Linked DNA regions of Mus musculus: region 1 is linked to region 2. Evidence: chromatin loops called from intact Hi-C (ENCODE). Cell type or tissue: gastrocnemius. All regions are shown on one strand. Each heading gives the region's core, and the rest is flanking DNA. Links, peaks and the distances in the headings are about the cores only.

Evidence for each region. Peaks named below come from ENCODE experiments on the same cell type or tissue, not always from the same donor. Only the 100,000 strongest peaks of a DNase experiment are listed, where the experiment ranks them.
Region 1: a loop joins it to region 2, with 2.2 times the contacts of the local background. A loop is called at or near these places in 1 of 42 quality-filtered maps.

What each region holds. Positions count from the first base shown.
Region 1 is chr1:170,045,540-170,061,808 of GRCm38, reverse strand. All of the region lies in intron 1 of Ddr2 (discoidin domain receptor family, member 2), which reads left to right. Among named protein-coding and RNA genes, the nearest start is that of Ddr2, 35 kb to the left of the region's middle. In gastrocnemius, for the core only: no CTCF peak of the experiment used is centred there; no DNase peak of the experiment used is centred there; H3K4me3 peaks cover 835 bases; H3K27ac peaks cover 5,368 bases.
Region 2 is chr1:169,962,834-169,979,102 of GRCm38, reverse strand. It overlaps Hsd17b7 (hydroxysteroid (17-beta) dehydrogenase 7), which reads left to right and starts at 9,898. Exons shown (of 9, transcript NM_010476.3): 1 at 9,898-10,005; 2 at 11,670-11,873; 3 at 13,324-13,416; 4 at 14,598-14,712. The coding sequence starts at 9,971. Ddr2 (discoidin domain receptor family, member 2) reads left to right here. Exons shown (of 17, transcript NM_022563.2): 17 at 1,114-6,796. The coding sequence ends at 1,248. 3110045C21Rik (RIKEN cDNA 3110045C21 gene) reads right to left here and starts at 9,694. Exons shown (of 3, transcript NR_040438.1): 1 at 9,528-9,694; 2 at 8,301-8,653; 3 at 6,707-7,321. In gastrocnemius, for the core only: no CTCF peak of the experiment used is centred there; DNase peaks (open chromatin) are centred at 9,787, 10,871 and 11,762; H3K4me3 peaks cover 1,794 bases; H3K27ac peaks cover 2,241 bases.

The DNA.
Region 1 (16,269 bases), core at 4,648-12,647, 83 kb before region 2:
CTTATGGTTAAAATCAAGCGAGGAAACTTGAAGCTTAAAGCTACAGCAATCTCTAAATCTCAACTAGGTCACACTCACGAGGCACTATAGCAAAGTGGTTAGAAGTATGGATTTCTGCTGGAGTTTAGATCCTACTTTCACCTTTGTTAGTGCCGTCCTTGACCTGTTGTTTAACTGTTTCCTGCTTTGGTTTTTGGCCTCAATATCATTATGTTAACTGTAATATCTATCTCATAGGATTGCTGGGGAAATCTAAAGAAGTCAGCTATACTCAGCTTTTATGCATGAAGCAGAGGGGATATATGAATGCAATCTAATCTATTTGTATGATGTATGGCGGGGGTGGGCGGCTTTTGCCTTTAAGTACTGTCTTCATAAATCATGTCATGATGCTACTGTGACGGTGCCCATCCCCCTTCTTTTAGTCACTGAAACGTAAGTATGTCTCAGGGCCAATTAACAGAATGATTTATAATCCATTAGATTCGCGGGGCACTTCAGGCCTTGGGTCTCCTCCCAGGGCTCCTAGTAACAAGGTGTAGTTATAGATCCGTGAACTGGTGTCCCCGAACTCCATTCCCATCTACATATTGAGGAAGTTAACGGGTGCCTGCTGAGGTCCTTTGTTTCCTAGAAGGCAGCATACTTCTGAGGTGGAGAAGCAGTTTTACTGACAGGGACACCGTTGGGATCTCCTAGGAACAAAGTGTCCTCTGAGAACATTTCAGCAGTGGGCAGTTTTCTAAGCCCTTTCCATTAATGAACCATTGGAGCAAATGGTGATGAAGGCACATCCCCATCCTCACTTAGGAATAAGGGACAGACAGAAGCTGAGTTGCCCAAGGTTCCCTGATATTAAATGGCAGAACTGGGATTCGGTGTACCAGAAATCCTGTTCTGGAACAGACGGGTAAGCAAAGTGACGGGTAAACAAATCAAAGGGCCAGGTCCTAACTGCTGCGTTTCCTCTATGGTCCTGTGCTATCCATAGCTCTGCTAGGTACTCAGCTGACACTTAGCATCCTCAATGATCATAGACATGTGTTTAGCTAAACTGATTTTAGCCTTCTGGCTTGCTAGGCGTATAGAGTCAAGATGTCCTCAGTAAGGTTAATTTTGTTTTGCTAATATCCTCCGCACAAAGCAGGGGTCTCAGTTAGGGGCAGAAGAGAGCTCCTTGGCTGGACAGGAAGTGGTAGATGAGAGCCAGAAGGAAACAGCATGGTTGTCAGGCTTTGGGTTTCTTTGGCTCTCCAGCTGCCACTGTCTTGTTATGTTTAGTAAAATGTGAGGTTTGTGTCGTCTCTAGGAGGACAGACGTACACTTTTCTGATGTCCTTTAATGCTGGGTGTGGCAGGGGAAATGGAGACAAGGTATTATCTGAACCAGGAACCCTGGCAAAACTCTGCTCTCCCGAGTGTGCCCAGTGGCCTTATCTTGAGCAACAGTTGGGGCCACCATGGCAGCCAATGCTTTGCATTGTCTCTCCTGGCTTCTGGAAGGCCTGTGCTGCTTTTTAGATGTATTCTCATAAGGTGCTGAGAACTTGCTTGTTAGTCACCAAAGTGACTGTGGCAGATTAGGAATGTGTGGAGGGTACCCCAAGTCTTTATTTATTTATTTTTAGTTCTATATCATCATCATCATCATCATCATCACCACTTTGGTATGTGTGTATCGAATGCATGTATATGAAGGTATGTTTGTGCAGGTACGCATGCCCACACATGTACCCAAGGATACCAGAGGTTGATGTTCGATATTTTCCTCAGTTGTTCTCCAACTTATTTTATTTCTTGAGACAGATTATCTCACTGAACCTGCAGTTTACTCTTTGGGCTAGACTGACTGGCCAGTGAGCCCTCCACCCTCATCCTCCTGTGTTCTCTCCCAGGGCTGGCCTTAAAGATGGGTACCATTGAGACCTGTGCTCTGTTATGACTGAGATCTCTGGTGGAGATGAGGCAGATGGCTGGAGACCAGAACCAGTGGAGTGTGCCTAACCCATCATGGGGGATGAGAGTGGGTTTTGTATTTTGAGACCTCCTTCAGCAGTTTTAGGGCCTGAGAACTGAATCTCAGGATGGAAAGGGAGGAGTCAGAGTAGCCCCGTAAGTATTAATGGGCCAGCACTGTGTAACACTCTCGTGGGTGCCCTTCCTGTGGTTAGGGTAATCAGCTTTAGCTAACCATCTGGTGTTTTCATTCACAGTCTTTTGGAACTGCAACCCAGTGTGCGTGTTTCCAGGGCGACTCAGTTCAATGGGGTTTGTTTTGGAAACCTAGACTGAGACTGACTCAGTGGCTGAGTTCAGCATTACGACTATGAAGGCCGGGAGGCTGTCTCCAAAGCCTTTGCCTTGGGACTGGTTCTCAGGGGCTTTTAGGAAAGGGAGCACTTGAACTAGACCTTATCAGAGGTGTTCTGTGCGCGGTGGACAGTGGTTAAAACAGACATCCGTATCTGATTAGAGTGTAGAGAGTGCTCAGCTTCATAGGGAGTGTCTGTATCCTCCATGTCCACCCTGGCTCAGAGGTCATCTCTGAAGAGGGGATGGAAAGATTGTAAGAGCCAGAGGTTAAGGAGGACAGGAGGGAAACTGTATCCCAGACATGACAGGATCACTGCATTCATGAATGCACAGTAGCTCTGGTTGCTTGCACAAGACCCGCACAAGACCAAGCCACTCAACATTTTAGCCTGAATGCTCACACGCTCCCAGAGATAGCTGCGGAGCTATTTACAGTTGATGGTTTCAGAGGGAGAGAGAACTAGATTTTTTAAAGGGTGTGGTCCCTGCTAGGTTGGCCCATGCTCTGGGGAATGGCCGCACACCTAGAGGTCTATGGGCCATATAAAATTGGACTTGGTAGGTTATTAAAGAAAACACAAAGAGGGCAGGAAGTTGGGAGGGGCGAGAATATAAAAGTCTTGGGAGAATTAGGGGTAGAAAAACAAGGGAATATGATCAAAATACAATGTATGAAATTTTGAAATAATAAAAATAGTCTATGAAAATGAAATAAATGAGACAGTATATTTCACAGTGGAAATATTAGCATACACAAATGGCTGTCCATTTGTTCTGTCCAGTGTGACACTTCTTTTCTGTCTTTTTTCCCCCTTCCCCATTTGTGTGGATACCTTTCCCAACCAGTGTAAGTGGTATGCCAAGCCAACTTGTCTGTTTTCTGGGTACTGCCTAAGTGTTTGCCCATGTTAATTCACTCAATACTGCAAACACCATGTGTGGTAAAATACAATTGTTATATTTTATTGATATGGCAACCGGAGATATGATTCGGTTAAAGATCTGCCTCAAAATAAACAAGAAGATCAGGCAAGATTGGAAGGCAGCTCCAAACCCCAGGCTCTTAACCACAAACAACACTGGCCCCATAAATTCTCTGAGTTTATTGATTTTAGGCTCCGTTAGCTGGGGAACATTTACACACTATCTCTATTAAAAAAAATCCGCGTGGGTTTTCAATCTGCCTGCAAGGAGACTGCTATGACTCACCGAGGAGGGGCACCAGGGTGCGTCAGTAGACACGAGTCCCATAGCTGTCCTGGGCTGAACTGGGTTGTTGCTTATGCCAGAGCTCTGGCTGGAGAAGTTTCGGGGAAGTACCAAGTGTGCAGGGGTAGCATGCGAGTGATCCCTCCACACTTGCCTGCCCGTCTTAGTTTGGCTGGATCTGGATGATGTCGTCTTATGCCAATGGATTGTAATAAGTCATTTCCACTGATTTCGAAGACTTGGTCCCCTAGATTACCCTCAAATGTTCTCCAAATAATAGCCTCTACTTCTGATGTGTGGCCCAGGTTCCATAATTCAAGCCTCTTGTCACAGGACTTTATTCCAGTAACTAGTGTTGGCTTTGTTAGTTATTGGTACATCTCTTCAGCTCGGGGTCAGGACTGCATGTGGATTCGGATGGTGGCCCTGGCTCTAGTTGTGATGTGGTCTGTTAGGGTGACCAGTCAATCCCAAGACAATTCCACTCTCCAGCATGCAGCTGGATTTACGGAAACTCACACGACCTCTCGAGGCTGTTTATTATGCTGGCGACGGCTAATGCTTGCACTTCTAGCAAGTCACCAGTGTTTATTCCTTGCCATGACCCTATGGGGTTACTGAAAGTTCCAAGTCTCATTTACAGTCAAAGCAGCACAAGTGAAGAGTGAAAGATATGTGTATTTCGTCTGATAAGAAACAAAGAGATGAGTCAGAGCTTAAGCTGAGGGAGTTAAGGTGTAGACTCTGCGCTCCTGACTGCCAGGCTGGCTCACCCTGGTAGGCAGTTGGGGCTTTAGAGTGCAGACAAAGCACTTTCCTAAAGAGTGTCTTGTTGCATTTAGGTTATTTACATTTTCAGTAGACTTTGGTTTTTATTGAAGTTGATAGGCTACTAGAAAAAAAATGCAATGCCATGCATAAGCAATTCTCCAAGGTTTGTCTTTAGATTAATTTTTCAAGGGGTTTAGCAAGGACACAGGACACAGGATGTAGTCCCACCTTGTCATATGTTCTGACTGCTTCCAAGGGGGCAACCATCTTATGGAAGAAGAAATCGAAGTTCAAGGATGTTATAAAAGCCACTTAGAGCCATCCAGCTGGCAAGCAGGGGGCTGTTTGGGGCAGTCTGGCTCCAGACACCATCTTTCTAATTGCCCATTCTTCTCTCCAGTGGGAGGGTTTCTGGGCTTGGGTTTGGGACACGAAGGCCAACTCTTCCTGAGGCTGACTCATGCCTCTTCATCCATTTATCCAATAGCTACTTCTAGCAGACCTACTGTGTGCTAGAGCTTGTTAGTTCTGGCTATTTACTACTGTGATACATGTATGCTCCGCCTAGGTTCTTCCAGATCTCATTGTTGGATTTTCAGTTTCTGCCTCTGTAACAGATAAGCATGAAAAACAGATGAGTAGTTCTCACCCTTTTGGAAGCCCGTGCCTGTCTTATTTATAAAGATACCTATAAACGTAGCTTATGCCGTCCTTAATGTTTTTCTGCAATTTCCAAGTAAGTGGCTTATGGTGACTAAAAATAAAATGAGAACAATTCTGATGTTGAATAATTTTTGTTTGAATCACACAGGCCCTCGTCTCTCTCCCACTCTGTTCCCCATCACAGCCTTCATTCTTTTCATTAAGAAGCCCTGGGTGCTATTCTCACGCTAAAACAAAGGGATCTACCGTTATAGCTCTAACTGCTCTGAGCCGCTGGGGTTGCGTCTGTTTAATTTATATTCATTCTCTCACCCAGTCCTGGCTTTGGGGACTGTGCAGCAAATAAAGCATTGCTCATTTCTTTTACTGAAAACCTCATCCCCCCCATGGGACACTGGTGATGGGAATCATGTGCTTTGGAGCCATCTGACATTTCCCCATCCTGTTTGGGGAGTGTGCAGCGAGGGACATGCCCAGGACTCTGACACAGCAGGCCCACAGGCTCTTTGCTCAAGGGCCTTATGAGTTAGATGTGCTTTTGGCGCTAGGAAATGCCTGGGCTGTTTCTACTCTAGACTTTCATGGGAAAGGCTGCTTCACGGACCTCTTAGGGACAGCAGATGGCTTATAAATATCTCCGGAGGTCTGGGCTTCTCACTTAGTAACGTGTAACTCCATGCTGTTCTTGAAAGTCTTCGTAGATTCACTTGTAAAGTATGAGGAGCCAATCACCATGGACGGTAATGAGCAGGGTATACTGATTGTATTGCAAGAGGAGAGAGCAGGGGCCTCATGATTATCACTAGAGGAATTTTTTAACCTGGCTTTTTAGCTTCTTTAAAGACTTTTTTAAGTGTGTGGTGTGTTGTGTGCGTCGAGGGGTGTGTGGACACACACAGGAGCTAGCGCACGAGGGAAGGCGCTTGTGTCGTCTAGAGAGGGGATTGATTGGATCCCCCTGGAGCTGAAGTTACAGGTTGTTTGTTTATGAGTGCCTGAGATGGGTGTTCGGAACTAAACTTGAGTCCTCTGGAAAAGCAGAACTGCTGAGCAATCCTTCTCGCCCATGCCTGGACTTTTAAAAACAGTGCAATGAGTTGTTAAAAAAAAAAATACAGTTTTTATAAACACAAGCTTCTCCACCTGTGCTCCATTTCCTGAATAATGACTCAGAGGTTTATTAATAATTATAATGCTATGACCTTAAGCTTAGGCTCTGCCCCCCCCCAGCCCCCACTAGCATGTAACGTACGTAACTCATTTATTATAGTCTATGTCTGCCACATTGCCCGTTACCTCTTCTCAGTTTCATGCATCTGACTTCCTCAGAGTTCTGGGCGAATCCTCCCACCTCTCTCTAGCGTGCAGAATACCAAAAGAGTTCCATCCTCTATTTCCTGCCTTTTGCTAAGAGGCCATCAGCTTTTTATTGGTGATGCTTCCAAACAGTACACAAGAGAGTCTCTCTATGAATTTTCTCAACAAACACTGACATAGGTACATGTTTTGTGATAAGCATCAAGAGATGGGTGATGCTCATAACTGGGGTTATGCTGGCAATGGTTAAAGAATGGATCCTACAGAAGAGGTACTCAGCCCTGGTGTGTAGCTTTCGGCAAATCTCCTGTGTGCGTACTCTAATCATGGTGATTTGAACTACTGTCATGATGTCTGCTGTCTGCCAGAATCTCTGAATATATAAGAATCATTACTTAGGAGCCTGTAAAAGCTGGTCCTGAACCTTCAGCCAGTGTTTGCTTTCAGAGACAGATGAACAGATAGAAAGTTTCTCCAAGGGACAGTGACTCGCCTATGTGGTGAACACATCCAGGTGGTTCAGACTAACGCAGCTGGGATAGTAAGGAAGAATTCTAGGGAGAGGGAGACAGTTACCTTTCAAAACAGTCTCTCTGCCTTCAAGCCAAGAGAAAAGGCGTTGGACTGGTTTCAAGGTTCCTGGCAGACCAGCTACATCTCACCCTCCTAGGTTCGTTCCCACACTGGCTGATACAAACCTTCTACGCTGGCCAGCCCAGGATGTTGTGTCCAGTCCTGAGCACATAAACTTCTCTTGCTTCCGAAGGCTCCTCATTCAGAAGATGCTCTCCCTCCATCTCCATCTCCCTGCCTTGTTCAGCCTTCCTGTGCACACAATTCCCACTCTCAGACATGAAAGGAAAAGTGACACAGTGGACTGTAGTGAAGTGAACCATTTGGGTTCATCACGTTACTGTTAAAATGGGAAAGGAAGATGGCGTAATCAGGAGGTATGGATGGTCCTCCATTCAATACGGGCCTGGGTTCAGGATGACCAAGAACTCTCCCAACCACATATAGACAAGAGTAAGGGAGCTATAGAGTAACAATAACAGCTGTCAATAAGAGTGAAAATTGGTACAGTCTTTCCATAAGCCTTTTGGTAGTATTTATTAAAATTATGCATGTACACACTAATTGTTCCCTTATATAGGTAAAAATATGGCACGTGTGTTACCTAAAGGTTTATTCTAGACTGCTCCTTCATATGCTGTCATTATAAGGATTCCAAATTGGGAAAAACCATATGCTGATCTATAATAGAGAGTAAGTCGTGGACTAGTCACAAGGTGGAATGCCATACAGCTTTGAGGAAACATTGAGTGTCATGCTATGTGATATTATGAGTGTATCTCACAGATGTAATTGTGAGTCAGAGGGGCCAGACTCAAAAGAATACAAGTGAAAATTTTTGTATGCAAAATTGTCTGCCTGTCTGTCTATCTATCTATCCACATGTACATGCACACATACATATACCTATACCCATATATACATACTGTTTGCCTGCCTGCTCACTGTGACATTAGTTTTACCCCAGGGCTCACCTTGGGTGCTGTTTTCATCTAGGAAGCTACTCTAACAAACACTTCTGAGGTTGATCAGATACTCATGGGCTGGCAGCATTTCCCCAGAGTTACCTCCTTATATCATTCTGTAATTACTTTTCTGAACCTTCCACTCTACTCTAAAGGGCTGAACGGGCAGTGACTGCATCAATTTGTATTCTGGGTATTTAGCACAGTTCCTGGCCCTGAGGGATTGATCACTATTAAATAATTGCAGAGGGAGGTCTCTGTATTGTGTGAGAGATGAAGCTTTCAATCACGGTGAGGTACGAGAGTGGGAGAAAGTTAGGTAGGGGCTTGTCACTTGTCTGAGGTGTCTTTGGAAGTTCACTTCAACAAGTTTAACTGAGTTGTAAAGACGTAAGCATCAGATACTCTGCTCATAGCCACCACTCACTGAGCAACTGCTACATGCCAGATCTCAAACTGCTGGAAGCTGACTGTATTGTTTAAGTCTAATGATCATCATGAGGGGTCCACATCGTCATCCTATCTTGCAGGTTAATTAAGGCTGAGAGAGCTCAAGTAATTTCTCCTGGGTCACACAGCAGGTCAGTGGTAGCACTGAGCTAATGAACCCAGTGCTTCTGGCTTGAAATGTACCAGAGCACATGTCTTTAGGTTCTACATCTCTCATATTGAAAGCATATGAGCTAACTCATTCTGGAATTATGCACATCTTCCTTCTGCTTATTGCTGTAGATTATGGATACCTCGTGCATCCATTGTCCTCCTGTGCTGTTTAAAGGGCAGGGGAGAAGGGGATGGTGAATTCCATGGATCCAGCAGAGCATCTGACCCACAGGGGACACGGAAATTGCATCGTTTACAGCAGGCAACACTAACATAGGCTTCACTTAGCAGAAGTTCACAACTGAAGCACTCGGAAATGTGGGCATGGCAGTACTACACTGGGCAAATGATGACCCTGTAGATGGACTGAGCAGGAATATCTGGCCACCCTTCCCTGAAGTCCCTTTACCCTCTCAGGCCTCTGGGCTCAGAGTTCACAGGCTGAGGGTGTGTTTGCTTGGCTGTGACTATCCCCTCAGTTTCTCTTTCTGGGTATCTTATTTCATAAGCTGAGCCTGCCACAGAGCTCTGGGATTCTGCTGGCTTTAGTCTGAGCCTCTGGCTTTCATTGCTGCCCTTCTAGCCAGATCTGGGAAAGGGTTTGAAAAATGACACTGATTGGATGCACATTTGATGAAGGTGATGGATGGTCAGGCAACTCTGAGTCCCTAGACCCAGATATAATTGACAGGTGTACCCTCCTGATGGGAGCCAAGACCCAGACTTCTTAAGAGAGGCCCCCTCCCACTCCTCTCCACCCACACCCCTACTGTTTGCCTAGCTCTTTCTGCAGAGACCCAAGGGAGCTATGGGCCTTTCCCTGCCCCTGGTCCTCACTCAGCCACCTCTGTCTCCTTGGTGCTGAAAAACCCCGCCTGTGTTAGTCTTCTATTTGGGGCTGCAGAGTCTCTTCCCATCCCATTACTGAACACATGCCTTGGCTTTGTGCTGGGGACCTAGTATCTCCATTGCCTTGCTATGTCGGACCCCTCTTCTTGTGCCTTCCCGCCTTTTCCGTGGATCTTCCATTCTCATGGAGCATTTTAGCTAGATCTTGAATTAAGGTCTTATTAGGGGAGCTTCAGAGCACATTTGTGACAACTCTTTCTCTGTTTTCGAATTTCAGAGATTTCATGGGTTGGGGTTAACCAGCTAGAAGATGCATGTCTTGGAAAGGGTGGAATTCCAGACTATTTGAAAGAGAGCCAAGACCTGCCCCCAGCAGTTTAGAGAACAACCCAAATATTGGGTTTAACTGGTCTGCTAGAGAAGTCATAAGATCCAGGTCCTAAGAACCCCTTGGCAGGCAAAAGTGAAACTCTATAGAGTCTCCCAACAGCATCTGCTGACAGTGGAAGTATTCCACGTTTCTAATGAGTGTAGGCTTAAACATACTTGGGAAAATAAGTCCCGGTAAGAGATTACTCTGACAGCTCTGCATGCTAACGTGGACTGCTTCTTATTAGAGCAGAGGGGGATGGGCTTTCTGTTTGTTTTTGGTGTGTTTGTTTCTGCTGCCAAGGTGTGTTGTAATGTCAAGGTTGTTTAATATGTATGAGCCTCCACCATGTATGAGCGAGAATCAGAGTGCATTTGCTGTGAAATGAGATTGGTTCCAGTCATTTAAACAGCTCCAGGTGTAATAAGAGTCGACAAGAATTGATGCCAAGAACTGCTTTAAGGATTAACTCATTTAGTCCTGAGGCTGGTCCTTTCAGGCAGGACTGCCATTGGCATTCCACTTTTAGATAATAAAACTTAGGTTTGCTTACAATAATACAGGCAGGCAAGGCTAGAGGTGACATTGAAGATGAGCTATCATGTTCTAAAGCCTGCATGTCAACTGCTAACTTAAAACCTGTGACGTGTTGTTGTAGGTTCAGATGGTACTGGACTTGTACATTCTAACCCCGAGAACCTACCTTTATTGATAAGAGTGACAACAACTACCAATGAAGGACATCCTCTTTGAGACCGAAAAGAGAACTCGATGGTTTGTTAGTCACTGATGTTTGTAATTTGTCCACTTGTTTATCTGCCTGAGACTGGTCCTTCTTAAAACACTGCTAATGAAACAGGATGCTGGCATCAACGAAGGAGGAAAATGAGAAGGGAGAAGAGTAGGAAGGCAGAGTGATCAAATGGCAGAGGTTGGTGGGATAAAGCGTTCAAGAAGAACAGAAGCTGTCCAAGTGGATGCTCTGCTAGTCCTGAGGGTTGTTAGTCCTCTGCTGCTGCTATGTGCACCCTTGAGGCTGGCCAGGCATCAAAGATGGCGGTGCTCATGCTCACTTGATTCTGTCTTACTCCTGGATAAATACTGCTCCTACTTCCCCATGTCACTCAAGTAAGAAACACAGTTTACTCTGTCCCAAAGGCCTGGCTCCAGCAGTTGTCTTAATTGATGGTTTTGAAGACTGTAGAGGTTTTGCTGTTGGTGAGTGTTGTAAGGGTGTCTGTGGTTCTGTGATCTGGCCTCTGCAAACTATCCATCTGGATGATGTATACCATCAAGCTGTTCTCTGTATTTTGTTAAAATGTATTTTCAATTGCTTGTAAGTTCATTTCAACTTCCTTCCTGAAAAAAAAAAACTCACTAATTATTCCTATAAACACCATCAGTTGTGTGAAAGTGAAAGCCTGTTTGAGTCAGGCCGGTGGCACAGGTCTGTTTTCTTATCCACGTAAGAGGCAGAGGCTGATGGACCAAAAGTTCAAAGGCAGAAGGGCGAGCTCAGGGTCAGCCTGGGCCACTTCATGTGACACCATCTAAAAATGAAGCATCATGAAAAACTATTGTGAGTGTTCAAGGGTGGTATGCTTACCTATAACAAAGCCCTGAGATTACTCAGACTAATGCTGAGGATGAGAGAGAGAGAGAGAGAGACAGACAGACAGACAGACAGACAGACAGACCTAGGCTTAGCTCCATAATCCACACATAAAAACATGAAAGTCAAACTTCTCTTTAAAATTCTTAAACCTAAATGCCGAGAGCATGCAGTTTGCACACATTTCATTTAAGCAAGCCTCAGAGAGAACCCTTCACTCCAATTAGCTTAGGTAAGGTGCTCTCATGGTAAGGTTAACATGTCCTGTCAGTTTGTTTGAAGCTGTTGGAAGAGTGACATCCCATCTAAGCCTTAACCTGAGCAGAAGCCTCTATGCGCTCTTTGCAAACAATCATAGCTACTCAGGCGAGAGCTTCACTCCACAGCCATAGGCCATGCAGAGGTGTTAGCCATTGTAGGGGCAGTGACCATGACATTTGCCTAGAGCACATCCCTTACCACATTTCCAGTGTCATGAGGTTCTAACCATGTGATCTTCAGTCCTGTTTTAAGGCCCAACCCACCTCTCACTTGACATTTTACATATCATTCTGTATAACAGAATCATTTGCCATGTTGAGTTTGCCATTCTCCTCATTGCTGAATCTTATCCCTTGGCTCAGGTCATTATAAGCACCATGCCTACCAGGCTACTGTAGACTCTAGTCTAGGCCCTATTTCTTATGCTACATCCCCTTTCAGGACGTAGGGTCACACGATTCAACTAAGCACCCATCATGTACAGGTGAACTTCTACACAAGAGGGTGTGCTTGTCTAAAAGCGTGGGAGTTGTGACAGTTCTCTTGCCAAACATACCAAAATGCACACTCTAACCAAAATTCTAGAAGAAGTGGGAATTGAGACGTGTACTGTTGAGACTTGGGGTCATGGCAAGGCATAAGAGGAAATAGTACTGAGAAGACATGATGTTGTGTTAACTGACCGTAGGAAGCACTTCTAGGGCACAGTGGAGAATAAGCATGCCCAGCTCATGCCATTAAATTGTTTATAGCTAGTGTTAAGGGCAGAGAAGGAAACTTTATGCCTTGCAGCTAGACCAACGTTTTCTCCTCTGTAGCTGATCACTCAGTGTGGGGTGGTGAGAAGAAACTAGAGAAGCCCTGAGCAGCGTGGATTTGTGTTTCAATAGCATTCAACACCCCGATGAATCATTTAGGACTCACTGAGTTGAGGCACAGAAAAGGAAGTGGAAAGATAGCGGCAGTTTACCAATGTGCTTGCAGAAGAACACAGAGGGGACGCAGCACAACAGAAAGGGTTAGCTTGGGAACATTAAATGGCGTCATTACACATGGCTCCTTTTCACTGTCCCCACATGGTACAGCATAGTGAGAGGAGCTCTATGGGGTCTCCTTATGATCTTCTCTATTAAGGTTTTCAAATGGAGGTCTTACAGTATAGCCCAGGCTGGTCCCCATCTCCCAGCAACCATCCTGTCTTAGCCTCCCAAGTGCTGGGATTCTAGCTGTGTATCACCACCCCTAGTTTTGGTGTCTCTTAAGAGAGGATTGAAAGAGTCCTTATTATCTTTTATAAAGATGCCAAAAGATCTCTGTCACAAATGGGGTAACAGGCTCCAATACCATTGCATAGTGGGGCCAGTATTTCACCATGAATTTCAGAGTCATATATCAGCATTCAGCACCGTCTATGAGACCTCTGAACAGCGTGCTCTCTATTGTGAACCAAAAGGCTTTGTCCTAGCTTCTGCTTCTAGGTCTACCACAGCTTCTTGAAGACAGGCCCTGAGGCACAGCTCAGAGAGAGCAAGTCTCCAATTCCAAGCCTTTTGGCGCTTGTTCCCCCCACACCCACCCTCATTAAGGCTTGCTCTACTTTGAAGATGTCTCCAAGACCCAGAGGAAGCCCTTAGATAGCTTTGTTTCTGTGGAGATCTTTGGCTGGACTTTTGCTGTCTCTCCCAGAGGTGAGAGGCCGTGGTTCCCAAAGCCTCGGGTTTGGCACCAGCTCCTCCCTGGTAAGTTCAGATTTCAAATCTTACTCTGGCCACGGCCTCCTCTCTGACCTAGAGTGACCTTACAAGCCACCAAGCAGACAGACTCTTAGCCTTTACCATTGGTGGTTTTCATTCCAGACAGGAGCCAATGGGTTTTAGAAACGGAATGAGTGGGTGCCTCTCACCATCTCCACTCTGGCCTGGGTCTGGCAGAGATTTCCTCTGTGGCCTGGGCAAGGAATAACTGATGAAACCAGGCTGTCCCAGTGCTTTGTAGTGTGTCGAGCAGGCAAAGTTCTTATTACTGTCAGATGGCATGCACCTGGGCTACATAGGAACCATATTCCTCCTGAGTTGGGGACGGCTCTGCTAAGCTGTGGTGGGTCCTATACGTGTTTGGAACCATGACAGCATGGGGAATATCAGCAACCTTGGTTTGAGAAGCTCAGTCCCCAGCCCCAATGGATAGTTGATAATGCAGATACTCATAACTGGTCAAAGTGATAAGGATAAGTGACAGTTGAGTGTCCATCTCTAAATGAGATATCTCTATCAAGATGCTCCTCACCCTAGGCCCAGGGAACACCACAGAAGGGACCAAAAGCATCTAAGCGGTAGAGGATGGAGGGAGTGCTATGAAGTATGCTCTTGATAGGACATGGCTGTCACACTTATGAACTTACAACAGCTGGGGTCCCCTGAATAAAAACCTGCATTAGATCAAGCCTGTCAGCATTTCAAAGGAATGGGGGAGGGACTTGTGAAACCCACCCCTGGTTGTAGTTGATGGCTGTAGAGGGCTGTCTGTTTTGGAAGGGTTTAGACAATGATAGGTTACATACACTCCAATAGATGCACCCACCCCAAACCACATGCATGTAGGAGCACTAATTTGTCTCAATGGCTATAAAGAAAGAAGAGGGCATTGAGGAGGGTGGGGTGGGACAAGGGGGAACTGGAGAAATGGGATGGTGGGGTTTGGGTGCAATAATGTCACATTGTATACATTTTTAAGAATGTTAAAAATAAATGAAAATATTACTTTAAAATTTTAGAGCATTGGAGCTGAGAGACAGCTTGGAATCCATCTATTCTCGTTTAGCCCAATTCCTTTAGTGAAGAGGAAGCTGGGCCCTTTATGGGAACTGCACCACTGCCCAGTCTGGGTGGGGGGTGGTGATTATGGTAGAGCCCAAGCTAGCGCTCAGGCCCATGGGTGGGTTTGCTGGTAGTTTCTCTTTCTGTCCTCGCTGGTTCAGGATCCTTTAGAGGCTGTGAACAAAATGAGAAAGATGTATACCAAGCCTAACACACTGCCTGGTATTTAGCAAGTGCTCAATTAGTGTTTATCATTACTCGAAGAAAAACTTAGAGGAACAAGATATCCATGCCTTTGAGACCACTGAAGTTTTGTTGAGGACTCACAAGACTCGTGGTCATACATGCACACAACTGGGAATTTGTAAGGTACAGGTTACCGTAGGTAGGGTTATCTGCTGAGTCAATGGGTTCAGCAATGGAAGAGATATGTTATGACTGCCTATAAGGAGGAAAGAACCTCATGGAAGAAGCATGTGTTCTCTGTCTTCTCTTTCTTGGTGGCAAGATTAACAGGCCAGCAGATATTTCAGATTGTTAAAGAACCCCATACCATCTTGTCATCTGCCCAACACATTCACTGATTATCATTGTACTTGGTGTTCTGCACTGGGAAACTAAAGATGATAATGTTGTACCTTGACCCCCAGTATACACACACACACACACACACACACACACACACACACACACACACACATATATATATACACACACATACACACACACACACACACACACACACACACACACACACACACACACACACACATATATATATATATGTATATATATATATATATACATGAATGTGGCTTGTAGTGTTTTAAATAGGAATGTCCCATAGGCTCATATATTTGAGTGTTTGAGTGTTTAGTCATCAGGGAGTGGAACTGTTTGGAAGGATTAGAAGGATTAAGAGGCATGGCCTTGTTAGAAGAAAGATGGGTTTCAAAAACCCATACCCAACCCAGTCTTGCTCTCTTGGCCTGCAGATTTGGATGCAGCTCTCAGCTACTGCTCCAGTGCTAAGCTTGCCACCATACTCCCTGCCATGATGATCATGGATCAAACCTTTGAAACTGTAAGCAAGCCCCCACCTAAATGCCCAGATGTCCCTCAACAGAGGAATGGATACAGAAAATGGAGTACTACTCAGCTATTAAAAACAATGAATTTATGAAGTTCTTAGGCAAATGGATGTATCTGAAGGATATCCTAAGTGAGGTAACCCAATCACAAAAGAAGTCACTTGATATGCACTCACTGATATGTGGATATTAGCCCAGAAACTTAGAATACCCAAGATACAATTTGCAAAACACATGAAACTCAAGAAGAAGGAAGACCAAAGTGTGGATACTTTGATCCTTCTTACAAGGGGGAACAATATACTCATGGATGGAGTTACAGAGACAAAGTTCAGAGCAGAGACTGAACGAATGACCATCCAGAGACTGTCCCACCTGGGGATCCATCCCATAAACAACCACCAAACCCAGACACTATTGAAGATGCCAACAAGATTTTGCTGACAGGAGCCTGATATAGCTGTTTCCTGAGAGGCTCTTCCAGTGCCTGGCAAATACAGAAGTGGATGCTCACAGTCATCCATTGGATGGAGCACAGGGTCCCTAATGAAGAAGATAGAGAAAGTACCCAAGGAGCTGAAGGGGTTTGCAGTCCCCTAGGAGGAACAACAATATGAACTAACCAGTACCCCCAGAGCTCCCTGGGACTAAACCAAAAACCAAAGAAAACACATGGTGGGACTTGTGTCTCTAACTGCATATGTAGCAGAGGATGGCCTAGTCGGCGGTCATCAATGGGAGGAGAGGTGCTTGGTCCTCTGAAGGTTCTACTTCCCAGTATAGGGGAATACCTGGGCCAGGAAGCAGAAGAGGGTGGGTTGGGGAGCAGGGGGAGGGGGAAGGGGATAGGGAATTT
Region 2 (16,269 bases), core at 4,860-12,859:
CCACTCCTGGAACTCAACATTACTATACCTTTTTTTCTAAAGTTCTCAGAAAGAGCTCAGCAATTTTTTTGTTTTATCAGTAATACCTGAGAATGCCGGTTATCAATAATGCTTACTTTCTAATGCCTGGTATTTTATATCCATTGTTTTATAATCCTGACTTAAACTTTGTTGTATCTGATTTGATAGTCCAGCTAACTTGCTATTTTAGCAGAAGCCAAATATTTTTGCTTATTGGCCTTTTTACTGGCAATTAGAAGTTGATGGGCATGTGTTATTATTAGACTCTGGGTAAAGCCCAGCTCCTATGATACATGATCCAGGATGGTGTTGTATGAGGTAAGGCAAGGCAATGGGAAGTAGCTAATGATTAACTAGGTACAAATATCGGGTTCAGCAAAGGTAATGATGCTTTTATGGTTGAGTGATCATGGAAAGTTTAAGTACAGTTTAGTAATCTGTCAATATAGCAGGGTATTAAAATGTATAGGTAAGGAGATGATAGTAAAAATATAGAATGCGGGAGATGGACTGGCAGTTAGTAAAATAGCATCTTGCTTGTGGAAATGGTAACTGGAAACTTCAGAGTAGCATCCTAGGCTGGAATTATGGCATCATAATTATACCTGTTAATGCAATCCAATCTCTTCTAAATGAGAACAATACAGAGAGGGGAACATGGAGAACAATGGTGAGTATTGCTAGGATACAGCCTTCCTCCCAATTTATACATCTGGCTGAATATTATTCCAATAAAATTGCAATAAAACCTCAAATTCTTTAGCAGAAGCTACAAGTGTGCTTTATTTCTGTCATATTGGCTCAGACAAGATTCACCCTCATTGACGGCAGATCTGAGTTCTTTTGGCATTGGTGGAACCTTTAGTAGGAAGGCAGGGTCCTCGTGAAATACTGCTTGAGAGGACTAGAATAGAAGAAGGTAATAAGAAAGGGGTTGATGAGCTTTGTGTGATGGGAGAATAGACACAACACCCGTGTCTTTTGCTAAGTTCAGTAAAGTGGCGAGGGTACACATAGAGCTATGTTACAGTCCATTCTCTTCCTGCCCCTTAATATATATTTTTCTCTCTTTTAAAATGTTTGTTCCCATAGATCTATCTCCCTCAACCAGCCCTTTGCCCCGACTCTGTGTATAAGCTGATGCTCAGCTGCTGGAGAAGAGAAACCAAGCACCGGCCATCCTTCCAGGAAATACACCTCCTGCTTCTTCAGCAAGGAGCCGAGTGATGATGCATCAGCACCTGGCAGTGTTCCTGTGGCCCAGATCCTTCCCACAAGACCTACTGCTCACCCACATCTAAGCCACTCCAGCTGGACATTCAATGGACCCGAGAGACAGAGAATTAGTCACTCTGCCCTCTCTGTCCCTTGCCTCCTCCACTACACCTCCCTGCTCCCTACTATTGACTCATATATACTTTTTTACATGAAATAACTAAAAGAAGAAAAAAAAATATAGAGCAGATATTAGTAAAAGAAATGTTACTTGATATACCAAATGGTTAGATAATGAAGACTAGAAACTCAGATAATTTATAAAGGTTATGCTTCTGTTTATAAGTGTGCAGATCCTACAATATTTTTCCGTGTCACTTTCTGTAAAATACCTTTAGAAAGAAAAACTTGAAGAATATGAATGTCTTGAGAAACATGAGATTAGGCTTAAGGAAAATACTTAGAGGTAATGAAGAATTGCAGGACTTGGCATTCCACAACAAATGGATGATTTTCTGATTTGGACGTGACTCTCAGATCTCTCTGTCTCTGTCTCTGTCTCTGTCTCTCTCCTCTCTCTCTCTCTCTCTCTCTCTCTCTCTCTCTCTCTCTCTCTCTCTCTCTCTCTCTCTCTCTCTCTCGTCAAAGTGAGTGGCATGTACTTAAAAACCTCTATCTTGTGTCTTGGAATGAATGTTTTCTTCAATCATGGCCAGAGATCAGAGCCTACCCATGAAACAGGGCATATGGATAGAAAGAAATGTCTGTTGTAAGGCTTGAAGTAGGACACAGAAAGGGAAAGATTGCACAAGCTTCCCGGTAGACCATGGTCATAGGAAAGAAGGTCCTCGGAGGATGACTCGCAAGTGTACTATTTGTTGTTCATCTGTGAGGGTCTTCACCTGTGTGTTCTAGTGACAACTTGACTTTACTCTGTAAAGCCTCAAGTTTTGATATTTTAATGGTTGCTCCATCAGTTCCTCTTGTCCAGTTCTATATCTTTCACTATGTGATGCCTTTGTGGGATTTATAGACTAGGGCTTCAACTTCTCAGGCACAAGTATCCAATGTCATGTCCAATATACAAGAGATATGTTTAGAGTGTTTCCAAAAGTTTGGCCAAGACCCCTGGAAAAAGTTATAGGAAGACTGATTTCCACTTTTGGGAAAATATGGAAATAGAACATATGCAGGTGGGGGTTTTCCCAGAGATGGGGAATCTCTCATCTCCGAAAAGTTTCAGATACTAGCTGAAGAACTCTGCAGGGAAGAGGTTGTTGACTACTGGGTATATATGTATGGGATAATAAAAGGATGACCATTTGGTGTTACTGAAAGTGCTTTTGCCAAAGAGAGGGTGGCCAGCGGCAAAGCATGAAGTTCTTTTCTGGCTTTGGGATTCACGAGAACTGATGCATGATCAAGCAGGAGTCACCTTAGTGACTAACTTAGTGACCCTAAGTTTTCATCCTTCACAGACTCTAAGATTCAGCAGCAATCTACACTACAAAACCCTTAAATCCTATAGAGGAAACCAAGCTGAGGTAAAATAGTGGTGATCTGCTTCTGTCTATCCAGTCAGCTTGCTCCATGGTCTCTTAGAAACCTGAGAGCTTCTTGGTTCAGCCTTCAGCATGGCTACAGGACACAGCAGATGTATAACTCTAAGTCTTGACATTAATTTCATAGATCCCATTCGCTCACAGCACATTTACCTCCTCTCCCATGGCTTTTCTACCATTCTCAGCAAGACTAACTTCGATCCCAGAGGTAGGAGAGAACATTGGATTGGGAACTCTGGCCCTGTGCTGCCTCAAGCCAAGTATGTCATTTTCCCAAGTCTTGCTTCTCTCTGAATTTGTTTTCTTATCTGTCTCAAAGGAAAACCGAATCTATGATTTAGGAATCTCTTGGAGTTTTGCTTTGTTTTGTGCTTGCTGGAGAACTAGATTTGTGGTTGATGTAGGTTCAGTTACTGCTCAGACAATTGTGGCCAGTAATAGTGATCCCGAGAGACATCATTTAAGTAAGAGCAACACCTGCATTATATCTGCTTTAGAGTGACCAGTGCTGCTTCACGTTATCTCATTTGATAGTTCTAGGGCCAGACATGTTTCTTTCACAACTCTTGACTATATACTCTTCAGGATTCTGCCCCCAGTTCACTGTATTCCTTTACAAATGAAATTTCCAGGACTTTGCTTTATGGAACTAATCTATCCCAGATGGCTATCAAATATGTATCTTCATGTACAGGCACTTTGTTTTTGGTATGAAGAAGGTTCCACCTTCTGGCACTGAAACCTTTGTATTACAGACACAGGTTTAGTTTCTAGTTACACTAGTAGAGTTTAGCAGTACAGGTCTGAGTAGCCAACCATGGTAGAAGGTAAAGACTTACTCTGTAGACAGGTAGCTCAAATCTAAACTAGGGAAATGAAGGTAGGTTTTGGAAAAGAAAGCAGAAACAGATGAGAAACTGTGGGATCTTGTTATTTCCCCAAGTAACTCGTGATCACGATATATGTGAACCATTTATGTCAAGATGTCCTTTAGACTATCATATTTCAATTTATACCTTTATTGATGAATGCATACATTAACCAGGTCCATTTATGTTTTTATTATTGGGGATCATACCCAGAACTCACATTTGCTAGGCATGGGTCCTGTCATTGATCTATGTTCAAATCTTGATCTGGTGACCAGATAAATGTGTAACCATGTCACATATGTGACCTGGAGTGGAAATGAGTGCCCAGAGGAGAGCATGCATTGTTGGAGCTGTGGAAAGATTGTCTGTGAACGCTCAAAACTGTAATACAAAAGAGGGCTGTATGCAAGTATGTGAGTAGTGTTTTTTTTTTTTAAGTTGTTACATGAATGTGTGTGTGTGGCTGGAAGGAGAGGATGGGTAGAAAATAAGAAAGAAGGCACAGTGAAAAGAGGCAAGGAGAGGTTCTGGGGAAGATATGGGGTGAGGCAAGTCAAACGTGGTAGAGACAGGGTTGGCTGGAGGCCATGAAGTCAACGCTGATGCATGCCAAGAGATCTGAGAGAGGTTAGAAAAAGTGACTTGGGAAGAATGGAGGGTAGGTAAAGGAGAAATGCTGGGTGAAGGAGCCTGTCTTTAGTAAATCGATGTCAGGTACACCGTAGGTAATGCAAGGGATTTTTGTAGAGTTGAAGAAGGACATGGTCTTCATGGATATAGAAACATGTGGCCACCAGAACCATTAGGGAGTCACCTATTCATCTCAGGAAGTGGGTACAGAAGGCATTTCGCTCTCCTGTGGGTTCTAGACCACATGTAGGGTTGGTGACAATGCTGTCTGCGCACTGGCCTTTGGTGTTCCATGTGCTGTTGGGGCATGAAGGTGTATGAGCGTTTGGTAGTTACCAAATACACTTTCAATAATGCTCATCCTTCCATGGTCTAAAATGGCCACAGCAAACATGGAAACAATAGGTGTAAGTTAGACAATACTAAGTTTCATCTGATCTTTGACAGAGGGGTGTGCCATATTGGAAACATGTTTTCCACACAGGCACCCCACAAGAACAGTGTGATGTGGGCGTAGACCATGTGTTTTAAGTAAAGAGGAAATCAGGGGGCGTGTCAGGATGAAGGGAATGTGGGAAGATGTTCCGAAGACATGCACTAGAAAACAGAACGGTGTCTGTTTTCGTCCAGTACTAAATGAAAAGAATTGCAATACATTGCTTATTGCAATTTTTATCCTAAGTTGAATCCATGAGCCTGGTGCTTGCAGCATAGTTTTTTTGTTTTGTTTTGAAGCCTATGTCCTTGGGCACTGTGTGGGGCAAGGCCCTGATGTTTTGGCAACATGCAGATTCTGGTCTCCTGGAAACCTTCATATTCTTTCATATTCTAGAAACAGATGAATGTCATTGGCACTTGGTGAATTAATTAGAATCCTGAGCTAAGAGGGAAGGAAGCTGGGTAGTGACGAAGGACTTGAGTAGGCTGGCAGGAAAGGACTGGGGAGGGACCATTTAGTTGTCCCGTGTTTTTCAGAAATTTCTCATTTTGCAATGATCTGAGACTTGAAAGAAGTTACAAAAGAATCAGCACCTTACCTTGGTTCTGTTTTCCACACACTGAAAATATTTCAGTCTATTTTCATCTATTTGGACCATTTTCAAAACTAAACCCTAGGCCCGGCTTGGCTTTCACCAGTTTTCCTACATTGTATTCAGTTGCTCACTGGATACTTTTAGCCTTTGTTGGTTTGTAATCTGGCTTTGGTGGCATACAGGATAAAGGATTCTACCTAGATATTACTCTACAAATGAGAGAAAACATCAAACTGACAAGCTCTTTTATCAGGGACCAGTACTCCAGCTGTTTGCTGAACCCACTTTCGATTACAGCTCATCATTGCTGGACCCAGAACGGCCACAGCGTTACACGGGAGTCATATGTAATGATCAGCTCTGCTGTTTGGCCACCCAAACAATCCAAGGACAACTTAAGAAAAGTAACAATATAAAAGGCTTCAAAGTGGAAGGGAATTGTAAACAGAAGAACGGGACTTTTGTTGGTGACCAGAGGGGTCTATGATAAAGCGGTACTTTGGTCAAGAATTAAGTGGTACTGAATGGAGGTAGGGATAGTTTGTGGCTAGACTATGGCACAAATATAAACCCCTAATGTGAGGTTAAAACACTGTCTTTGGAGGACCAGAGGAGCTTCATTCGCCTAACTGTTCATCCTTAATTGTAATATCAGCTGCTAAGCTAAATGCAAACACATCAGCTCCCTGGGGAAAAGTTGAAACTCTCGTTTCTTGGACCATTACTTTGGGTTTCCTGCTAGACATTTTTAAGCTGCCTTGCTTAAGGGCTACAGGATAACAACTGTCTGTGGCTTATGAGATTCCTAGCACACAAATGAGTAGTTTGTGTATGTTATATTTTTAATGAATAAAGAGTGGAAAAATTATGTATCACATGTGTTAATTTGGGGAGAAGCGCTTTATAACAGAGGGCTTACTCTCAAAGAGAACAAAGGAAAACGTGTTCTACAGACAGTGTATACCTTTGACCTCTGAAAAAAGCTATATAGTTTCTCCTACAGACACCTTGCCAGTAACCTTACAGGTCTTATAGGAGAGCAGATCCAAGTTGCCAGGCTGATCTGCAAGCACAAACATTTGTCAAGGGAAAGCACAGGTCGTTACTTTCAGTACAAAATGGTTCTTTGCTATGGATGGATTCTCTTCTTCTTGCCCCATGTCCTGTTCCCAAGGACCGACTTCCTGCAGCACTGTGGTGGACTCTTCTATGAGGAGACAACATCTGGGCCTTATTCAATAGCCTGTGGTGGGTAATGTGTTTTGTCAAGAGCTAAACAGCAAATGGATTTAATTTCTGCTTAACATGGTCATAGTCATTCTGAAATGGCTACAGAAATATTCTCTGTACTAGAAAAAGGAATGGAACGTGGTGCCAATTGTCTATTTTCCTTTATTTATTCCCTGTAAGTCTGTCAGATGATAAATTGTACATAACAGTGATTAAAGAGTCATGCTACTGATACAGTCTTCTTTCTGTCTCAGCAGTAACAGTTCTGGCCTTTGTTGTCTTTCCTCCTGACACCACTGGTGGAGTGGTGATGTGACACAGGGAAAGTGTGCACACGGTTATCAGGGATGTCTGACAGAGAGTCATGTGAAAAGGCTTCTGTTAGATGTCAGTTGACAGCTAACTAACATGGCGATGTCTCTGACATAGTAGAGACCTTGTTTCATATCTTCATGTTATTGGGCCACTTCTGGGAACCTGAGTTTCCAGAATTCTTTTGAAAGCCTTCATTGTCATTACTGTGGAGTTGTTTTGTTTTGATATATTTTTTTTTTGAAGGAACAGAAACACTTGCTAAATCCAAATATGGTCTGTCTCAGGCAGCTGTTCACACAAGCATAAATTAACAAAAACTGTATACAACTGGGATCCAGATGCAAACTTCCCAATGGAGATTAGGGAGGAACTATCCCCAACACATTTTACTTTCACTTGCAGAATTCTGAGTAACAGGAGCACACTTCTCCCAGCAGGTGTCCTAGTAGAAAAGAGAATGGGCATGAATTCTCAAAGAATAAACAGTATTCATGAGTGCACTTCCTATCTCTGCAATGTCCAGGCTTTCAGGACCGAAGACCAGGAATATACCTGAGCGGTGGAACTGGGATGGAACAAAAAGAAACAAGGGGACTAGGGATGTTCAGAGATCTAATTCTGCTGCCAACACATACTGCCGAGGCTTAATGGCAGATATGAGTGATGGCTTGCATCTATGCACACACATACACAAACAACACAGACAAGTTATCCACATGTTTCATTATGTAGGTCATTATTGAGGATGGAAATTTTGTCTATTCAGTTTTTCATTAGCAACTTGCATGGGTCTGGTTAAGTTGCAGAGAACAAGAAAACTATTTTCCGTTCAGAGTTTTATATTTACTTCCTATTTGAAAAAGAAGTGACCACACATCTGTAAGTCCTTCTCTTCTAGAGTCCTTGGATCCTACACAGGGTAACACATGACCATTTACCACCAATGAACTGGGTAAAACTCTCAGTTAGTTTTGAGCCAGACTGAATGCATTTTTTTTTAAGGGAAGAGCATTGAAAAATATGAACATGAGAAACTACACAGCCCCAACTGGAAGTTATTCATTAGTCCCGTTTGCAAATTAGAGGCCGTCTATTCTGTGAATGTTTCTAAGAACCAAGAATAGAACTTTGTACTCAGAGCAAAAGATATGTCTCTCATCCTTACCTACTGTCCCCTAAAAGGAAAAGCGATCACGGTCTGACTTTAGGGTAGAGATGGATTTATTACAAGGAGCACAATTAATGTTGAGTTAACTACACCTGCTCAACTCATGCCAAGGCTTGCCAGTGATAGCTTCACTCACTGTGCACCAGACTGTTCTGGTACCCAACTGAAGAACCCCAGGACAACACAAACCCAAGATGAGTAGTTTGGAGTGAGGTAAAAACAAAACAAAACCAAACCAAAACCCAACACTCACCTATGAATTAAAAAATATTTTCATTGCTCGGGGTTGTGACTCTCTATGACAAATGACTTTAAAAATTAAACATTTTAGATTAATAGTCCAGTCCATCCCTTGTCGGTCACAGAGCCTTGGAAGCAGCAACTTGAGTAGAACAAAAGGAGGAAGAGTCCCAGTTTCCCTTACTGGGCTGGGCTGGAAGTGATAGAGGACTTTCTCTGAAGTCTTCTGGGTTTCATCTAACTCAGAGCTGGTCCCACTCCTGTTCTCATCTGAGGCTGTAGTAAGGCTGAACTCCTCTCGGACCCAGGCAGACTCCTGATGTTGCTTTCATGCACAGAGTTCATGCTAATAATTGCACAAGAGAACTTAAAAAAAAAAAAACAACTCAAAATAAACGTCATAATATGTTAATTAAGTTTACAGTTTTCTGGTGGGCCATTTTCATGCTACCCTAGGGTGCAGTGTGGACACACCTGTCTGCCACCCAACCCACCCACCAGGCTCTCCAATTTCTTTTTAAAAAGTGAGCTTTCTTTGGGAGAGCCACACAGTTTTCTCTGTTCTTTTGCTGCCACTTCTGAACTCCAGGGTTTAAAAAGGATCATTTGGGTATGGAATCTCAAGATCAGGGATTTTTTTTTTTTTCCACTTCAAGGCTTTAGAAAATTTGTTAAGTTACTGTCTTTTAAGAACAGTTGAAATGATCAACCAGTTTTCTTAAGTTTTAGCAGTTTGTTGGTATCATTAATCAAAACATATAGATTAAAGCCCAGAAAAGACGTTATCATTTAGGATCACGGCTATCCCTAGTAATTACAGCTCTGAAAGAGGAATAGTTTGTTCAATCATATGAGTATTAGTCCTTTCACTCAATATTAATCATCTGTAAGTAGCGAAAGCTGGGATAACGATTATAACAGCTGCGCAGGGTATTTTTATGCGAATTGAACTTAATAAAAAAAGGGAGTTTTAATGTATGCATTTGCCCCTCCCTGATTACCTAGTTCTGCTCCCTCCAAAGTACTCATCTGGGATGGCTTGGAGACAAAAAAAAAAAAAAAAAAAGAGCGAGCGAGCGAGAGAGAGAGAGAGAGAGAGAGAGAGAGGCAGAGAGAGTGAGAAAATAAAGCTCATTACAGCGACCTGAGAGGTCTGAAGGAGATGACAGTACGCATTCCTTTAGCGTTCTGAGATTCTCTGGTTTCATTCCACATTCAGAGCTTGAAATTGCTAACTTACTCGTGATTCGACATAAATACAATTCAATGAAATCCAGGTTCTCTTTCTTAAAGACCATGCTTTACACATCCTAAGAAGCAAACTTGGACTTGGGTTCCTGCACCGAAGCCTCTCCCAGCAGCCTTGTGAAACCTCCAGCTCTGCCGCCCGCTTGCTTCACTCAGAACAAAGCCCCCGCCGCAGACTGGGGGCGGCGACTGCCTGGATTGGCTATAGGACCCTTGTGTCACGTGGCTCCGCCCCTCGGCCTATCTCACCTCACCCGGTCTGGGCGTGGAGAGAAGATGCCGAGTCGCGATTGGCGGGCCTAACGCGCGGACCGGATGACGCAGGAGAGGTGGAGCCGGGCCGAGCCTTGATTGGTCGAGGTGCGCGTGGTCACGGATCAAGGTTCAGGCTAAGAGAACCCCGGTGCAGTTCTACTTCGGTGCAGGGCGTGGAAGATGCGGAAGGTGGTTTTGATCACCGGGGCGAGCAGGTGAGACCTCCTATGGAACCCCGGAGTCTATGCGGGGGGAAGCGCAGGTCGGTGATTCACTTCGATGGGGTCCGCAGAGACCCCGTTCCCTGGCTTTCCAAGAGGTGTGGTCATGCCTGCCTCGCTTGGTGCTCGGTGCTCGGTGGCTGGCGCTTTGAATTAAACATGACAGTGGAAAGGAAAGCTAAACCGCCAGTGACTGGTCAGCCTGGCAGTGATGCTGGACAGTTGTTCTCTAGGGACCGTCAGTCTCCGAGAGTAGTTAATTGTAGGTGCCCACAGTTCACTTTAAACCTAAACACTCGGGGTGTTTAAATGTCAGCATCCATGAACTTTAGGACAATGAGGAAATTTCACTCCTGCAGCATGTTTTCATATACTCTTTCCAGGAACCTACAGAACGACCAGTCTAGCAACTAAGGCTTATCCTGATGCAGATGCCAGCAAAGTTATTCCAGGCTTGCCCATTTGACCCTTGACCTACTTATCATTTGTTGATGAAGAATGTGTGGAGGATGGACCCAACCAACTCCCCTCCTACCCCCAATTGGTTACATTGCTATTTTTTGAGGAATTAATACAGGATTTGTTAAATGCCACTTAAGCCTGTTTCAGTGACCCAATCACATCTATATTAACTAAACCAGTGGAGGGGTCTGTCTTGGGCTTTTTGTTAGTGTGCGCTCTCCTTTAGGTCAGCTGGGTTTTGGCCGTTCTCGAGTGGAAAGTGCCTGTAGAAGTCAGACCTGAATTGGTGTGATTTTGATATACTGTGGTGTGTGCAACTTATACTAAAGTTGGTATTTAAAGTAAGGATGAATAGGCCGGTATCTGCTTGGTACTTTGCTGGCAGGGCCGCCAGATTCTGTGGATTCCAGACTCACTTTGGAGCTCCCTTTGCTGGCAGTCTGCATGAGAACTTACTGTTACCCAGAATGGCCTCGCTACCAGCAGTGGGCCCCATCTGCTGCGACCTTCATATCACTCTTTGTGACCCAGTGCATCTGAAGCCTCCTAGCTCTGCTCTTTCCTGCTTCTTTGTCTTCGGCTCTATCTGCTTGCTGATTCTGCTTTCTGTCTACTTGTATTGAGGGCTTTTTTTTTTTTTAAACTCTTGGCTATTCTGCTGTGACTTAGTAGTTGACAGGGATTTAACTTCAAGCTGTGCTACTGTGTATTCTCCTGAAAACAAAACAAAACAAAGCAAAAAAAAAACCCCAAAAAACAAAAACCCAAACCAAAACCTCACCGGTTGGTTCACTTACTGCGATTTACAGTTTTCCTAATAGCAACAGTACCAAGAAGTGGTGAGAACCCTTGCCTTTGCGGGACCAAGGCACCACAAGAAAATGGGGACACGGTAAACAACTAATACGGCCCCCCTTAAAGTATTTGCTAGAGATATATTAAATCACACCCTAACAGGTGCTCCAACCCTCACTCACTGTGTCATTGAACCATATTAGAGGGGAACAACTGGATGTTGCTTATCAACATGGCTAATCGGGAGATTCCTTCTTCACATAATGTTTGGGTATTTTCTATCTGCTTGGATTTCTCATTGGAGCTCATATTGACACTGTCAAGTTTCTGAACCAGAGAGAACTGCCTTCATTTAACACCATTTCAATGAGCTCATGCTTGTGCCTGAATTCTCCCTTCAGTGGCATTGGGCTAGCCCTTTGCGGTCGACTGCTGGCAGAAGACGATGACCTCCACCTGTGTTTGGCGTGTAGGAACCTGAGCAAAGCAAGAGCTGTTCGAGATACCCTGCTGGCCTCTCACCCCTCCGCCGAAGTCAGCATCGTGCAGATGGATGTCAGCAGCCTGCAGTCGGTGGTCCGGGGTGCAGAGGAAGTCAAGCAAAAGTATGTCTCTTTGTCATAGATTGCTGTCTGTCATAAAATTAATCAAATGAGAAAGGGCAGGAAAACATTCAAAGGTAATGGGCATAGCTTAAAAGGACTCTTCTTTCCTGTGTGGTAGTATAGCATGGCATTTAATCAAACTGGACAGGTCAGGGAAACATGGGAAGGTAATGGATATAGTATATATAGAACAAGTTGTGCTGAGGGAGTCTGACATAGTGATGACATTCGAGCCCTGAGAACTTGGATTTACCCTTTCCAGTTGGCAAAAGAACTGTTGTGTCGGACACTAGATCTGTATTCTGCTGTATTCTCCGTCCTGTTAGAACGCATTCAAAATGGTGATGCTGTTTTATCCAGAGAGAGATACTACGGCAATCCTTTCAATTTTGAATATATTAATTATGCTGCTTGATTGAAGCCAGAGCTTAATATCCACACTTTACTAAGCATTGCTTCTTCATGCCTAGCAAAATAACGTGTTATTACTAAAGTTTGTAAAGTAGATAATGCGATAACTAATCTGGCTTTACCTGCATGACACATAGTAGCTAAAGCAGCAACAATGTCACTACTTAAAGTAGCCATTTTAATAATTTCAACCATATGGTTGTTGTATGACCAAGAAGTACTGATTCATTATCCATATTGGCAACCAAATATATTTCAAGGTCTGGTTTTATCAGCTGTGGCTCTGTCCTGGGTCACAAAGCAGACAGGATGTGGTGCCTGAGATTCTGGGCGACACTCTGAGCATGAGTGTTGCCTGAGTGTCACGGGAGCAGGTACCGCCTGCCTGGACCCCACTTCCTAAGGGGTGTGCGTACATTAAGGCCTATGAAGTTTTAAAACTGAAAAAAAGCTCACTCACGGTTGCATTTCTCAACTCCTCCATGACACATATTCTGAAGCAAGCCTAATCCCCCCAGGGCATTTACGGTTTTAGGGTATGTGAGAGCGCAACCTTTAATCAGTTTATGATACGTAGTCTCCAGCCATGAGCTCCGCTGCGTGGTTTCCACTTGGGTCTTCTGTGTTGGTAGATTCCTGGTCATCCAGATTTCAGCACTGATAGGTCACGGCAGACCTGCTGGGCATTATGTGACTTTAACTTGCCAGCTTTGGAGGATATGAACTGGTAAAATAGATCAGGAGGAAGATGGGTTTGCTTGAGGGGTCTCCCGTGCTTGGTTGGGGGGCTGCAGTTGGATTTCTGTCTAGAGATTTAACTTCAAAGCCCTTTGGAACCACCCTGAGCCAAGATACTCAGGTGTCCGCTGTGGCTCGAGACACTGCCGAGGAAGAGCCATTGTAATGCCAGGTTTACATTGTGGCCATCTTCATTGGTTTGGAAAGGGTTTTTCTGTCCTCAGGCCTTCTGTGTTATAGTGTGGAGTACAGTTTTGTTTCATCTTTTCTAACAGTGCCATTTTTGGTATTTTACTCGCAGGTTTCAAAGATTAGACTACTTATATCTGAATGCTGGAATCCTGCCTAATCCACAATTCAACCTCAAGGCATTTTTCTGCGGCATCTTTTCAAGGTAATTTCCACAGTCTAGATCAGATCAGTGGTTCTAATCCTGTGGGTAGAGACTCCTTGTGGGGAGGGGCATGTTACCCTTTCAGAAGCGGGTCACGTATCAGATATTCTGCCTACCAGATACTTACATTATGATTCATAACAGTAGCAAAGTTACAGCGAGGAAGTAGCAATGAAGTAACCTGAGGAACTGTACTAGAGGGTCACAGCATTGGGAAGGATGAGAACCACTGTTGTAGGTGAGGCTGAGTGCAAGAGAGGTGTTCATTTTGTTGCCCTGGCTTTGCTTTTGGTGTGTATGTTGAGCTGGGGGATGCTGGGAAGGATGTAGATAAACAGGAAGGAGGAGTTGGTACCACAGCAGGCAAGTCAAGTACTTGGTTTTGTAGGGAGCACTGCCCGTGGCCATGGTTTTCATGGTGGTCGAGCTTCTGGAACATTCCATATCATCAGATGGTTCGTGTTGAAATGGCTGAGTGTGCTGGTCTCGGAACCCTTCTAGATGAGGCGGCATGCTTAGAGAGCCACCAGCCTCTGATGAGGCTGCACTACAAGATGCCCGGCTGTGTGTCAGGAACTCTGACTAGTGAGTTGAGAGAATGCAGGGGACTAATGTCTGCCTGAGAGAGTCCCAGTATACACGGAGTATAGTGGCGTTCAAAGCTATCTAACCACAAGCCAGACTTAGAAATATGTGTGTTTGCAACCCAGTGCATTAATTCATAGAGATTTTTGATGCAGGCGACCTGCACATTTTCTCTTTACTTTTCCTCCATGAAAACAAAACACAACACACATGCATCCCACTATTAGGCTGACATCCCAGCAGGGCAGTCTGTTAATGTGTTTGATGCTCTTAGAATTCCTAGTGAAAAAGACAACCTGGTTGACTTTTCCAGTACTTAAACACACTCAGTATGAGTGAAGACTTTTTTCTCATCAGCATAGCTACGATTGCCTAAGAATAGTTTGCCTCTAATCTGACTGGGTAGTCAGGGCAGGCAAGCATGGGAAGTATTCCTGTGAATTTGGGTGAAAGAAGTATTTGATATCTCATTTAATACAAATGTCCAAGAAATTGGTATTTTCTCATTATAGAATCAAAGAGTGTGTGTGACATCTTTGGTTATTTTCAATTCAAGGAGCTTTAAAAAGTCACACTACTGTCTTCTGTTGTTTCAGAAATGTGATTCATATGTTCACCACAGCGGAAGGAATTTTGACCCAGAATGACTCGGTCACTGCCGACGGGTTGCAGGAGGTGTTTGAAACCAATCTCTTTGGCCACTTTATTCTGGTAAAAAGTCTGGGGTCATACTAATTCCATACTTTATTGCTGTGATCCTGAGGTGTGCACAGACATTTTACTGTGCTGTGAGGCTCGTTAGTTTATGGTTAGCATTAAATCATCAAGTTTTTACATCTGATCACTGACCTTTGAAAATGCTGCTTCCGTAGAGCATGGAGGAGGTAGATTGGCAGACATACAGTCTCACTTTAAAACAACAGAAAATAACAGCAGAAAAAGCAAGTTCTATTCTAAGTAGTTCTATAAACAGGGCTTGGCACCTCATAGCCTGGGACAGTAAGCGTGCTGTCATTAAACACTGATACTTAGTTGGCTTTTCGTTATCACGGTTTCTTCTTAAGCCTCCGTACTTCCGTACTTGGATGTACAGTTCTAGAAATATATAAAAGAGTCATCATGAGATGGTGTGGCTTATCTAGTGTGTTCTGTGGTGTTGCTTCTGACCCACTCTCATGGGGTGGCTTTAATATGGCAAGTAAGTGGCCAGCCATGATGGCATTATAGTTTACTGGTGCTAGGAGAAATGTGATGCTGTTTGCTTGCGTAGAACCTGTATTTGTTATTTCTAATCTCTTTTATTTTTGATCCCAAGTCTCTTAATTAGACCCCAATGAGGCCTAGGGTGTCTTTATTAAAATCGGAATGTGGAACTCTAGTATGTACCAATCATTAAAGGAAGTGAGTGACATAACTATTTCTGGTGGCCTCAGGTATCTTCTTAAGAAAAAATAGAGAAGTATAATATGAATAGTATACTCTGATTGGTAAAAACAAGATATATATATATATATATATGTGTGTGTGTGTGTGTGTGTGTGTGTGTAATATGTTTTTACATGGATTAAAATGAAACAGAGAACTGGTTGCCATTGATGAACTTGGGTACCAGGATGTTAGGAATGAGTAGAAGATTCATATTTCATTGTCTGAATTTTAATGCTATTCGGTTTTTGTGCCATGTAGTATCGCATTCTTACTGACAATGATCTACTAACATACAAGGTTAGAATAGGATTCTCATCTGATCTTTTCTTAAGTAACTTTATAGAGAAATCCATCATCTAATGTGTCCTTGATCTCCTTAGAATCTTCTCTCGTTTCTTTGCTACCTTTTTGAAGTATTAAGTAAGATAGTTATTTAGAAGTGTGGTGGCTCACACCTGTCTCCCAACTCTTAGGCTGAGATAGGAGGACTGCTGCAAGCTTAGGTCTATCCAGGGCTACAGTGTGAGGAGCTCTTTTCTCAACTCAAACAAACAAACGAACAAACAAATGAACAAGCAAACAAGACTAAAATAAAACAAAGTGGTAATGAGTTAACTCATTAATAATATTAATTGTCTTATGTTTTGATGAATCTGCTGTTTACAAAGTTAAGTTGTTAGGAAAGCAAATAGAGCTGTGATCATGGGGCAGATGTCACAGGTGTCCTGGCGTGACTTTGTCTAGGCAGACAGCGTCATCGTGGGGTTCAGAATCCACGTAGCAGAGAAACGGATGCCAAAGCTATGATTGCAATGCCGCCTTCTTCAGTTACATTTAGGA